Linked DNA regions of Homo sapiens: region 2 is linked to region 1. Evidence: read pairs that join two places in POLR2A ChIA-PET (ENCODE). Cell type or tissue: IMR-90. All regions are shown on one strand. Each heading gives the region's core, and the rest is flanking DNA. Links, peaks and the distances in the headings are about the cores only.

What was found. Peaks named below come from ENCODE experiments on the same cell type or tissue, not always from the same donor. Only the 100,000 strongest peaks of a DNase experiment are listed, where the experiment ranks them.
Region 2: POLR2A ChIA-PET joins it to region 1 with 9 read pairs; 1 of 35 experiments calls an interaction of 5 or more read pairs at or near these places.

What each region holds. Positions count from the first base shown.
Region 1 is chr9:70,001,211-70,006,605 of GRCh38, reverse strand. No RefSeq gene overlaps it. Among named protein-coding and RNA genes, the nearest start is that of MAMDC2, 40 kb to the left of the region's middle. In IMR-90, for the core only: no CTCF peak of the experiment used is centred there; DNase peaks (open chromatin) are centred at 2,095 and 2,625; H3K27ac peaks cover 182 bases.
Region 2 is chr9:69,944,354-69,949,748 of GRCh38, reverse strand. No RefSeq gene overlaps it. Among named protein-coding and RNA genes, the nearest start is that of MAMDC2, 97 kb to the left of the region's middle. In IMR-90, for the core only: no CTCF peak of the experiment used is centred there; DNase peaks (open chromatin) are centred at 2,798 and 3,758; H3K27ac peaks cover 690 bases.

The DNA.
Region 1 (5,395 bases), core at 318-5,317:
CAGCCCATTCAACTCTGATAGCCGTTCTCTCCTGCCCAAAGTTCTTTCAGTCCCTAGTTCAGCAACTGGCACAAAGACAACACACCATCAATCTTGGCTCAGCCGCAGTAACCCAGCAGAACTGATCACAGACAGAACATCAATTTTGTCATAGGAGACATGCCTGGCGAGGTGTTTATGACTAAACTGTTTATAAGACTTTACTGCAAATGCTATTGTTAATCACATGGGATAGATTAAAAATATCTCTCATTATTTTTTTTCCTCCTATCCCATTGAGCAGGAATCAGTGATGTGTTTCACCAACTCGGAGCCTGGGACAACCCTGACCGATGTCAGAAGCTTCCCTGGAGTCCAGTACAATTGGCCTCTGGGAACCTGTATCTACGGGTGCCGTTGTGCCACTGGAACCTCCAGAGAGGAGGTAGAGCAGGCATTTCCTGTCTGCTCTCCCCACTACCCCAAACACCACCACCACTGCCTCTGACTTTTTTGTACAAACAAATGTTTGCCTCAATGATCCTGTTTGTAGTTAAGTCCTTTGCTGGCTTCAATCCTGCCCTCAAGCTAAGCCTACTTCCTCTCAGCCCCTACCACAGAACCACTGCTGGTGATGGAAATTACACCAGGGCCGTAACCAGCAATTCTGGAGATGGACCTTCTCCAATCAGTCTTCCTGTACTCCCCACTTCACCCACCCACGTCTGAGCCCGGCATGCACACAATGGGACCCTCTCTCAACTAATGAGATTTCATTTCCATCCCTGTCTTTCAGGCTTACCCATAATATTCATGGGTTCCAGGGCAAAAGGCCAAATGATGCCTCTCACATTGTTGATGTAAACATTTAAAAGTTACAACTCAAATCAACTAACTGTTAAATAACATACATTTTATCCCCCACCTTGATAAATACACACTCTTATAATGACATTTGCTTTTCCTTTTCAGCTACTTAACTGAATTACATTTTTGTATTTTCTACATTTATCATGATTTCAACCTGTACTCATTCCCAATCATATAAAATATTAAAATATAATTTATCGTAAGTACACAAATCTTGAATATATCTTATCAAACATTTAAATTAAATGTTAAAAATTAAAATTATTTTTATGCCTTTGAAATTGCATTTCTACTGAAATATTCAAAATTTTCTATTAAAATTAAAAAGCAAGACACAAATTATACTTCATATCAAAGTGTTGTTAAGTGTTTAAATAATGCAGAAATGATAAAATTTGCTTTTTGCCAAATTTATTTGTCAATAAATATTTTAATAAAATGTAATGTATGCAAAATTCTAGGATTCATCTGGGAGGCCAAGGCGAGTGGGTCATCTGAGGTCAGGAGTTCCAGACCAGCCTGGCCAACATGGTAAAACCCTGTCTCTACTAAAAATACAGAAATTAGCTTGGCATGGTGACAGGCACCTGTAATCCCAGCTAGTGGGGAGGCTGAGGCAGAAGAATCGCTTGAACCCAGGAGGCAGAGGTTGCAGTGAGCTGAGATTGTGCCATTGCACTCCAGCCTGGGCAACAAGAGTGAAACTCCATCTCAAAAAAAAAAAAATTCTAGGATTCAATTTCTATCTGAATAGTGAGGTAAACCATCAGCATCATACTTTATACATGCTATGTCTATTTCTACATATATGCACATTTGTGAGAAATATTAATTTTTAAAATCTTTCCAAGCATTCCTTAGGTGCCACATGCAACTGCTGCAACTACTATGATAGTTTGTGAGTACCTCTGGTACCACAAATTGTAGCATAAGTAGAAGCAAGAAAATAAACATTGGGTACTATTGGCAAATAATAAATAATCAATAAGAATTTACTATATTCAGGTTGTCTGAGTGGAAGAATTTGACAAGTTAAGTTAATTTGTCTTTTCTTTCACTATGTGCTTCCACCATTCAAATGCTCCCAGCACCCTAAAGCAGTGTCTGTCTCTGAAATCACCAGTAGCACAATCCAGAAACCATGGCATTCAAATGAAGTCACATTTTGTAACAATTTTGATTCAGAAACATAAGGCAAGAGATGTAAAGATGCATTCCCTGGGGCTTGATCAGTTAAATCAAAGTATGTGTTTTGGGTTATGGGTCCTGCTGAGTCAGAGCTGAGTATCAGATCTCAACTAACAGAGATACCACTGTCTGTGTGCTCTTAATAAATTCATGTGTGTGTTGGGGTGGTCCTTTAAAGTATGGGACCAGAGAAGAGACCCCTCTTGCCTACGTCTCTCACCACTTGTCAAAGGGCCTGGCTCAGAGCTAGAATAAGTTCTCAACCACAGCTGGGGAAAGATTGCATAATTTAAAATATTTAACGTTGGAAATTCTGCTTCCAACCACAGCAAAATAATTGGAATGACACCCCCACCATAACCCATAAACTTAGCAGAATATACTAAATAACTGTTTTTAGACATTGAACATCAGGCAGCACAGGACTATGCTCTTGCAGGAAAAGGAAATAAATGAGGTGAGTTGCATGATTGCCCTGGCTTTCTGTCTGGAGTTGCTTTCTGTCTGGAGTGTCACTTTCTTGAAAGTACCATGGGGAGGAGATCCCAAGCAGAGCACAATAGAATCTCTGAGTGGAAGAAACAGACATTGAAGTTCAAGTAGGCAAAGGCAGCTGTCATCTAGGAGGCAAAAAAAACATTCCAGAAATTTGCTCAGAGTTCCTTTCAAGTCCTTTGCCAATACTAGGGCATCTGGTAGAACGACATCTTAATAATAAAATGAACTAGCTCTGGACTAAAGTTTACTCCACACCTGCCCTAATAGAGCTTTTAAATAGGCTTTGGAAGGATAAAGATGATTAGCAAGTATTGCTATCTACCAAAGCACAGTCTAACACCCTTTATAGAAAGGAAACAAAATCTATTATTCAATATCCCAAAACTCAAAATGTCCAGGATTCAATAAAAAATTATTACTAGCCATGAAAAGCACCAGCAAAATGTGATCCATAACTTAGGAAGAAATCAGTCAATAGAAACAGATCCAGAAATGGCAGAAATAATGGAATTAGCAGACAAAGATATTAAAGTAGCTATTGTAAATATGTTCAAATATATAAAGGAACATAAAACTGAGAAGAGAAATTAAAAATATAAAAAAAACAACAGAAATAAAGAAACTCTAGAAATAAAAATATTCAATGTTTGGGGAAAAAAATTCACCAGATGAACTTAACAGCAAATTGGATAGTGCAGAAGGAAAGATCTGTGAACTCGAAGATGAACCAATCAAAACTATTTAAACTGAAGCACAGAGAGAAAAAAGACTGAAAAAATGAACAGAGCTTCAATAATCTTTGGAAAATATCAAGTAGTCTAATATGGATGTAATTGGATTCTCAGAAAGATGGTGGGATATAAAAATATTTCAAGGCCAAGAGAATAAAAAGCCACAGGCTGCTCTTGCAAAAACACATATCTGTTTTTTTTTTCAGTCTGTTTTTTTTTTTTGCAAAACTCATATCTGATGTATTTGCAAACACATATTTGATAAAGGACTTGTACTGAAAATGTAAAAAGAACTCATAAAAATCAACAAGAAAGCAAACAACCCAATTAAATAATAGGGAAGTAGCTGAACAGACACCTCATCAAAGAAGATGTACAGACGGTAAGTAATCATGTGAAAATATGCTCAACATCATAAGTCATTAAGGAATTGCAAATTCAAACAATAAAGTAATACCACTATATACCTAGTAGAGTGGCAAAAATCCAGAAAACTGACAATACCAAATGCTGACAAGAATTTGGAGTTCCTGGAGCCCCAGAAATTTTTATTCACTATTGGTGGGAATACAAAATGGGACAGTCAGTTTGGAAGACAGTCTGGCAGTTTCTTAAAAATCTAAACATACTCTCACTGTATGATCCAGCAACCATGCTCCTTGATGTTTTCCCAAATGAAATGAGAATTGATGTCTACATGAAAACCTGCACACAAATGTTTATAGCAGCTTTATTCATAACTGCCCCAAATTGGAAATAACCAAGATGTCTTTCCAAAGGTGAATGGATTAAAAAAACAACTATTACAGTCTTACAATGGAATATTATTCAGCAATAAAAAGAAATCCACTTTTAGCCATAAAAAATTATGGAGGAAACTTACATGTATATTTCTCTGTTAAAGGAGCAGTCAGAAAAAGCTGTATACTGTATGATTTAACTCTATGACATTTTGGAAAAGGCAAAACCATAGAAACAGCAAAGAGATCAGCAGTCGCCAGGGGCTGGAGAAGGGAGGTAAATAGGTGGAGCTCAAGGGATTGTTAGGGCAGTGAAACTATTCTGTCTGACGCTATAATGGTGGACACATGTCAAAACTCAAACAATGTACAACACAAGAGTGAACCCTAATGTAAGCCATAGACATTAGTTAATAATACTGGATCCATATTGGTCTACAAATTATAAAAGTGTACCATATCATTGCAAGATGTTAATAATAGAGGAAGCTGAATGAGGAATGAGAGAGATATGTGGGAACCATCTGTACTATCTGCTCAATTTTGTGTAAACTTCGAACTGCTCTAAAAACCAAGGTCTGGTAATTAAAATTTTTTTAAAAACTGAGACTGAGTGAGGTTGTTCAGTACCACTGTTTGGTGTCATGGTCCAAGCTACAATCCTGGTACCTTCATTCCAATTTAAGGGCATATTCATTCCTCATTGGGGCATGGGGAGCAGGAATCTTCCACTACACCAGAGCTGTGTCCCAAGTTACAGATGAAAGCTACACCAGTCAGCTGTTATTGTCATATATGACCATATATGCCAGTTTGCCTGCAATAGTCTTGGTCTATCCCTGTGGCAGCATGAATATTAATAGTGCCCCTATTCAGTCTCAAACATGATCAGTTTGGGACAATTAATTATATGACATCCTACTGAAGCAGACATTTTTGGGGAGCATATTCTACACAGCAAATACTGTGCTAAGACAATTATATGCATTATCTTAAACAATACTTTATCAAGCAGACAGTCACTATCTCTACCTCATAGATGAAGACACTGAGGTACTAAAAAAATTTGAAGATGTAATGGCAAAAAATTTTGAAACTTGATGAAAATCATAAATCCACAGATCCAAGAAGCTCAATGAATCCCAAGCTGTATAAATACACACACACACTCATATGCACACACACACTCACATATGCTGCTGAAAACCATTGAGGGAGATCGTAAAAGAAGCCAGAGAAAAAAGACACATTACATACAGAGAAACAAATATGAGAATTATCACAGAAATCATCAGAAATTGTGCAAGTGAGATGACAATGGAACATCTTTAAAGTCCTGAAAGAAAAAACTGTAATCAAGAATTTTATATCTAGTGAATGTTTCCTTCA
Region 2 (5,395 bases), core at 263-5,262, 57 kb after region 1:
GAAATGGCTTTTCTCTGGTCTAAGCTCCTTGGAGAAATGGCTCTTCTCAGGTCTGGGACAAGAAATGATCAAGCTGAGCCCAGGCATCTTGCCATACTGGAGAGCGAGGAAGCTGTCAGAGATCACTGGGGCTATATAAAAATGTCAAAACAGCCAGCCCGAAGTGGCTGTTTTTGGCCAAAAACTAGTTCAGTGTGAGCAAGAAAATGATAATGCTTGCAATAGATTGCAATAGGTTGGTATGTTAAAAATCTATGAGTTCATGATGCAGAAAAAAACCAGTCATCTTTGGAAATGTCTAGGAAAACAAGCCATTATTCTGAAAACTAGTAAACAAAGGAAAAGAATCAAGCATTTATTGCACCTTTCCTGTATAAACACAATTATTTCAAAGTAAGAAAATAGTTGGTGATTTCTAGCCAATAAATGCTGAAAAATGCATTTCCCTTTGGCCACAGTCCCTGAGAAGCAGTCCCTCTTCTACCATCATGGCTCTCACCTGCTTCCTGGAATACTGTCCTCTTCCCATGCACCTTCAGGCCAAAGGATGCTGTATTAGTTTGCTAGAGCTGCCATAACAAAGTACCACAAACTAGCATTATAGAATTAAGAAGACTGAGATCAAGATGTCATCCGGGCTGGGTGCAGGGGCTCATGCCTGCAGTTCCAGCTACTTGGGAGGTTGAGGCAGGAGAATGGCTTGAGTGCAGGAGCTCAAGGCTGCAGTGAGCTATGATTGTACCATTGCACTCCAGTCTGGCCATGAGTGAGACCCTGTCTAAAAAAAAAAAAAAAAAAAAAAATTGTGGGAGGGAGCTGGCAGGTTGGTTCCTTCTGACAGCTGTGAGGGTGAATGTGTCCCATGCCACTCTCCTAGTGGCTTCCTGACAATCTTTTGTGTTCCTTGGCATACCAGACGCACCACCCTGATCTCTGCCTTTGTGTTCGCATGGCAGTATCCCTGTGTATGTGTATCTCTATGTATCCAAATTTTCCTTTTTTATAAGGACATCAGTCATATTGGATTAGTATCCACCCTATGATCTCATTTTAAAGTGATTACCTCTGTAAAAAGGATCTATCTCCAAATAAAGTCACATTCCAAGATATTGGGGCTTAGGACTCCAATATGTCTTTTTTGGGAGGACACAATTCAACCCATAAAGATGCTAACAGCATCCACTATTGCTAGTCCACTGGTGCTCCACCATTTCTTGCAGATTCTTAGGTTTTCCCACATATCTATACATAGTCCCTTCATTAAAATCCCTTAGGTAAAATTCTTTTAGTATTCCAGGTTTTCTCTGGGACTTTGATACATGCATTTTGAGAGCTATTTAATAAATGTCGTTGATAGGACTTAGTGATGGGTTGCATGGATGGTAAGTGAAGTGAGGGGAAGGGAGGTATCAAGTGTAATTTCCAGGTGTCTGTCTTGTGTCATTAGTGCAAGTAGTGCCTTTCACTGAGATCAGGCATGCAGAGAAGAACTGGATTGGGGAATGCAAAGGAGATAATGAGTTTTTGTCAGAACATATAAAGAATATATAGGTCAGGCATGATGGCTCACACCTATAATCCCAACACTTTGGGAGGCCAAGACAGGAGAATTGCTTGAGGCCAGGAGTCAGAGACCAGCCTGGGCAACATAGGGAGACTTTGTCTCTACAAAAAATTTTGAAAGGAAGACATTAGCTGGGCATGGTGGCATGAGCATCTAGTCCCAGCTACTCAGAAAGCTCAGGTGGGAGAACTGCTTGAACCCAGGAGGTCAAAGTAACAGTGAGCTACAATCATGACACTGCACTCTGGCCTGGGAAACAGAGTGAGACTGTGTCTCAAAGCAAATCAAAACAACAACAAAAAAGAATATACAATCATCCTTCGATATACATGAGGGATTCTTTTCAGGACCATTGCTACATTCTCAAGTCCCACAGTTGACCCCGCAGAACCCACATATAGGAAAAGTCAGCCCACTGTATACACAGGTTGCACATCCCTTGAATACTGTATTTTCAATCTGCAGTTGATGGAAAAAAATATAAGTGGACCTGCACAATTCAAACCCGTGTTGTTCAAGGAACAACTGTATAAGCCACACATGCACCAAAAAAAAAAAAATCTGTGCATTATAGTATTTATATACTCTAGACAGAGTCAGACAGCATGAATTTAAATCCTGGGGCTGCCAATTACTAGTTGAGCCACTTAGGACAAACGACTTAGATTTTCATTCCTTATTGTGTTCATTTTCATGTATAAAATGAACATTATAATACCTGCCTCATAGTGTTGCTGCGAGGCTTGATGGGCTGAACCACACAAAGCACTCAGCAAAGTGTCTGGAATTTACTACAGGAACAATAAATATTAGCTGTAGCCAAGATTACTTTTACATACCTACTTTCCATCTGGAGAAAATATCACCAACAATAAAGGTTTTGAAACTAGCTACCTAAATATGGTCTAATTCCTGTTTTCCACTGTAAATTTAAAATTCTTGTCAGTACAGTGCAGGATGGAAATAAGGTTGCTGGCAGGCTTGTACTTCTAAGACTTTCTCTTTTCTATTTGGTTTTGAACTCAGTAAGCCTATTTAAAACAGTTTCTAACCTTGATGCTGGAAATCAGTTGGAGATGTGGATAGATTTCAAAGCAATGTAGACATTTTGGGATGTCAAGGGGCTCTGGAAAATAATGTAGTCTGACCTCGAATTTTTGATGATGAAATTAAGACCCAAGAGGTTAAATGACTCATTTGAGGCCACACAAGCACAGGAAGAGCTGGGACTAAAATCCAGCCTCATGACACATACACTGGCCATTTCTTCTTCAGCATGACAGATTCTAGCATGACAGTGCAAAAAAATATTTATTGCACAGAATTTCAAATGTATATAATGAACTGAATCCCTCTGTAAAGATAAATACAAGATAGAATTAGGAATGAGAGACCGAAGCAAGAGTTCAAAAAATTAGTGTTGTTATAAATTTACTAAAATGATTTCTCAAAAAAAAGATGAATTATGATTTAACTAACATTTTAGACTTTTTAAAATGTATGTTTTTAGCAAGGAGTCTGACTACTTCACACATGGGAGTAGAATTTTCTTATATCCATGAACTATGAGCTGCCACTTTTTGAGTTTTCTTTTGAACACTTGACTTTTTTTTTCCTCTGCAACAGTCATTTACTTAATGCTGTACTCAAAATTATACATCCCAAAGAGATTCTATTTTGAAGACATCTGACTCAATGAACCAATGGAATGTTGAGGAGATGTTTATATGCCTTTTATAATTAACCCCATTTTTGTGGTTTGAGTTAAAAAGATTTAAACATCACACCTGGACAAATTATGTTGCAGTACTTGCATATAATTGTGTGAAACTAAATCAGTTTTCCGCTTAGCTAGAGGGAAAGACAGATATATGGTTTACTTTTCCATGTCATCTTTTCTGATGTAGGAAAGAGGAGACATAGGAAAAAGATAAACTGCAGGGCAAAATTGGAGGAAAAATTAAAATAACACTTCCCGATATTGAGAGAAAGGGATATAAATTTTTGTACTGAGAAAAGAAAGTATGCTTGGTAGATGTAACATTCAAGAGAAAAGCCAATCTAATAGAACTGGATTATGTTAAAAGGATTCTATTATCTCAAAGACTTGGTATCCATAGCAACTGAAACATTGCTATACTTACTCTTTCCATCCACCACGAGGGAAATAAACAGCCAAAGAGCTAGCTATTTCCTGATACCATTATATCACAGCTAATAAATTACCATCTGCAATGTCTTCACAAACCCTACTGTTGTTTTACTTTTAAAGCAGAACCAAAAAAAAAAAAAAAAGATGAAGAAATAAGAGAATGTAACCAAAACACAAAAATGAACAACCAGCCCACAAGGGAGGGTTGCAACAGTGCATCCAAGGAAGGAAGGAGAGAGTTACTCTCTGAACTTCCCTCAAGGCTGGCTGATGTCTAAGATAGAGAAGCAGTTTCCTGGGCTGCTGCCAAGCTACAAGTCACATACAAAGTCCATGTAGACTTTGTTGCTCTGAAAGGGAGTCCAGATCTAAGTGGGCCAACCTCAGACCCAGGCCCAGATATATACTAAACAGGATGCCCAATCAGTTGCAAATGTGTGCTGTGTGTGTATGTATGTGAGTGGTATTACTAAATCATAACTTTTTCTTTATTCATAAAAAAATGTGCCATATATGTACCAATCACTGTGTAAGGTTCTGAGGATGTTAGATGTGAATGAGACACTCTTAGCTGACAAAAGAGTTCATATCTTGCATAGAATCTAGATGCATCAAGTTTCCAATTGACAGACCTAAAGGTCCATCAACATCACCTATGACAGGCGCATCATTATATGATACCTTTAGGACCCAGTACAGACCCAGTACAGTTTCTTGTAAACAACTGACACATAATAAATGTTGATTACATGTAAGATTTCAAGGGAATTATAAAGATGAAGTTAACACACAACATCGAAAGTGTCTGTAGCAAGGAGGTCTTCAAAACACAGAGCCTTAAATTGTAGTTGAATGAAATGAATGTAATTTTAAAATTGATATAAACATAATTAAAGTTGTCAGAAATAATAAGTAGTAAATCTGGCATTTGAATCCATACAGTCTGGCTCTGGAGATTTTCGTGCTTAACCACTACATTTCTCCTCCTCTTAGAGAGCAAAGCCGAATGGGAAGGGGGACAGATGTTAAATTCTTTCTATAGCTACAGTGATTTTTTTTTAAGGAAAACCAATCCAAAAGTACAAACTGTAAATCTTTAGAAGCCAAACATACAGTTTGAACTGCATCTATTCATTCATTCATTTATTCAACAAATATTCATTGTGCTTCTCTGGACCAGTGCTCCTCTGGGTACCAGGGTTGGCACAGATAAAAACACAGTAAGCCAATATTCTCATGGTCTATTTTCTCCATAAAACTAGCCACTTTCAAACACACATTACAATCTATTTATTTATTATGTTTATTGATTGTTGTCTGTTTTCCCTTAACAGAATGCATCTTCCATGAGGATATACAATTTTGTGTTTTGGTCTCTAAGGTACCCCAAGCACATAGAACAGTGCTTGGAGCACTTCAGGGTTTTGATAAACATTTGTTGAATAAATGAATCATGGAGCTTACTTTTTATTGGAGGACAACATAAGTTTTTAAAATGAAATAATATCCAGGAATATATGCAGGGTAAAATCATAAATTTTCTATGCCTTCTTTCTCTAAATACAACAGTGATAATTCTTAATTACCACTGGACCTTACAAGGACACTATAAGTTTTAAGCAGGATGTGCAAATGCTTTGGAACCCTGGGAAGACTGTGGACACTTAAATAAATATAAG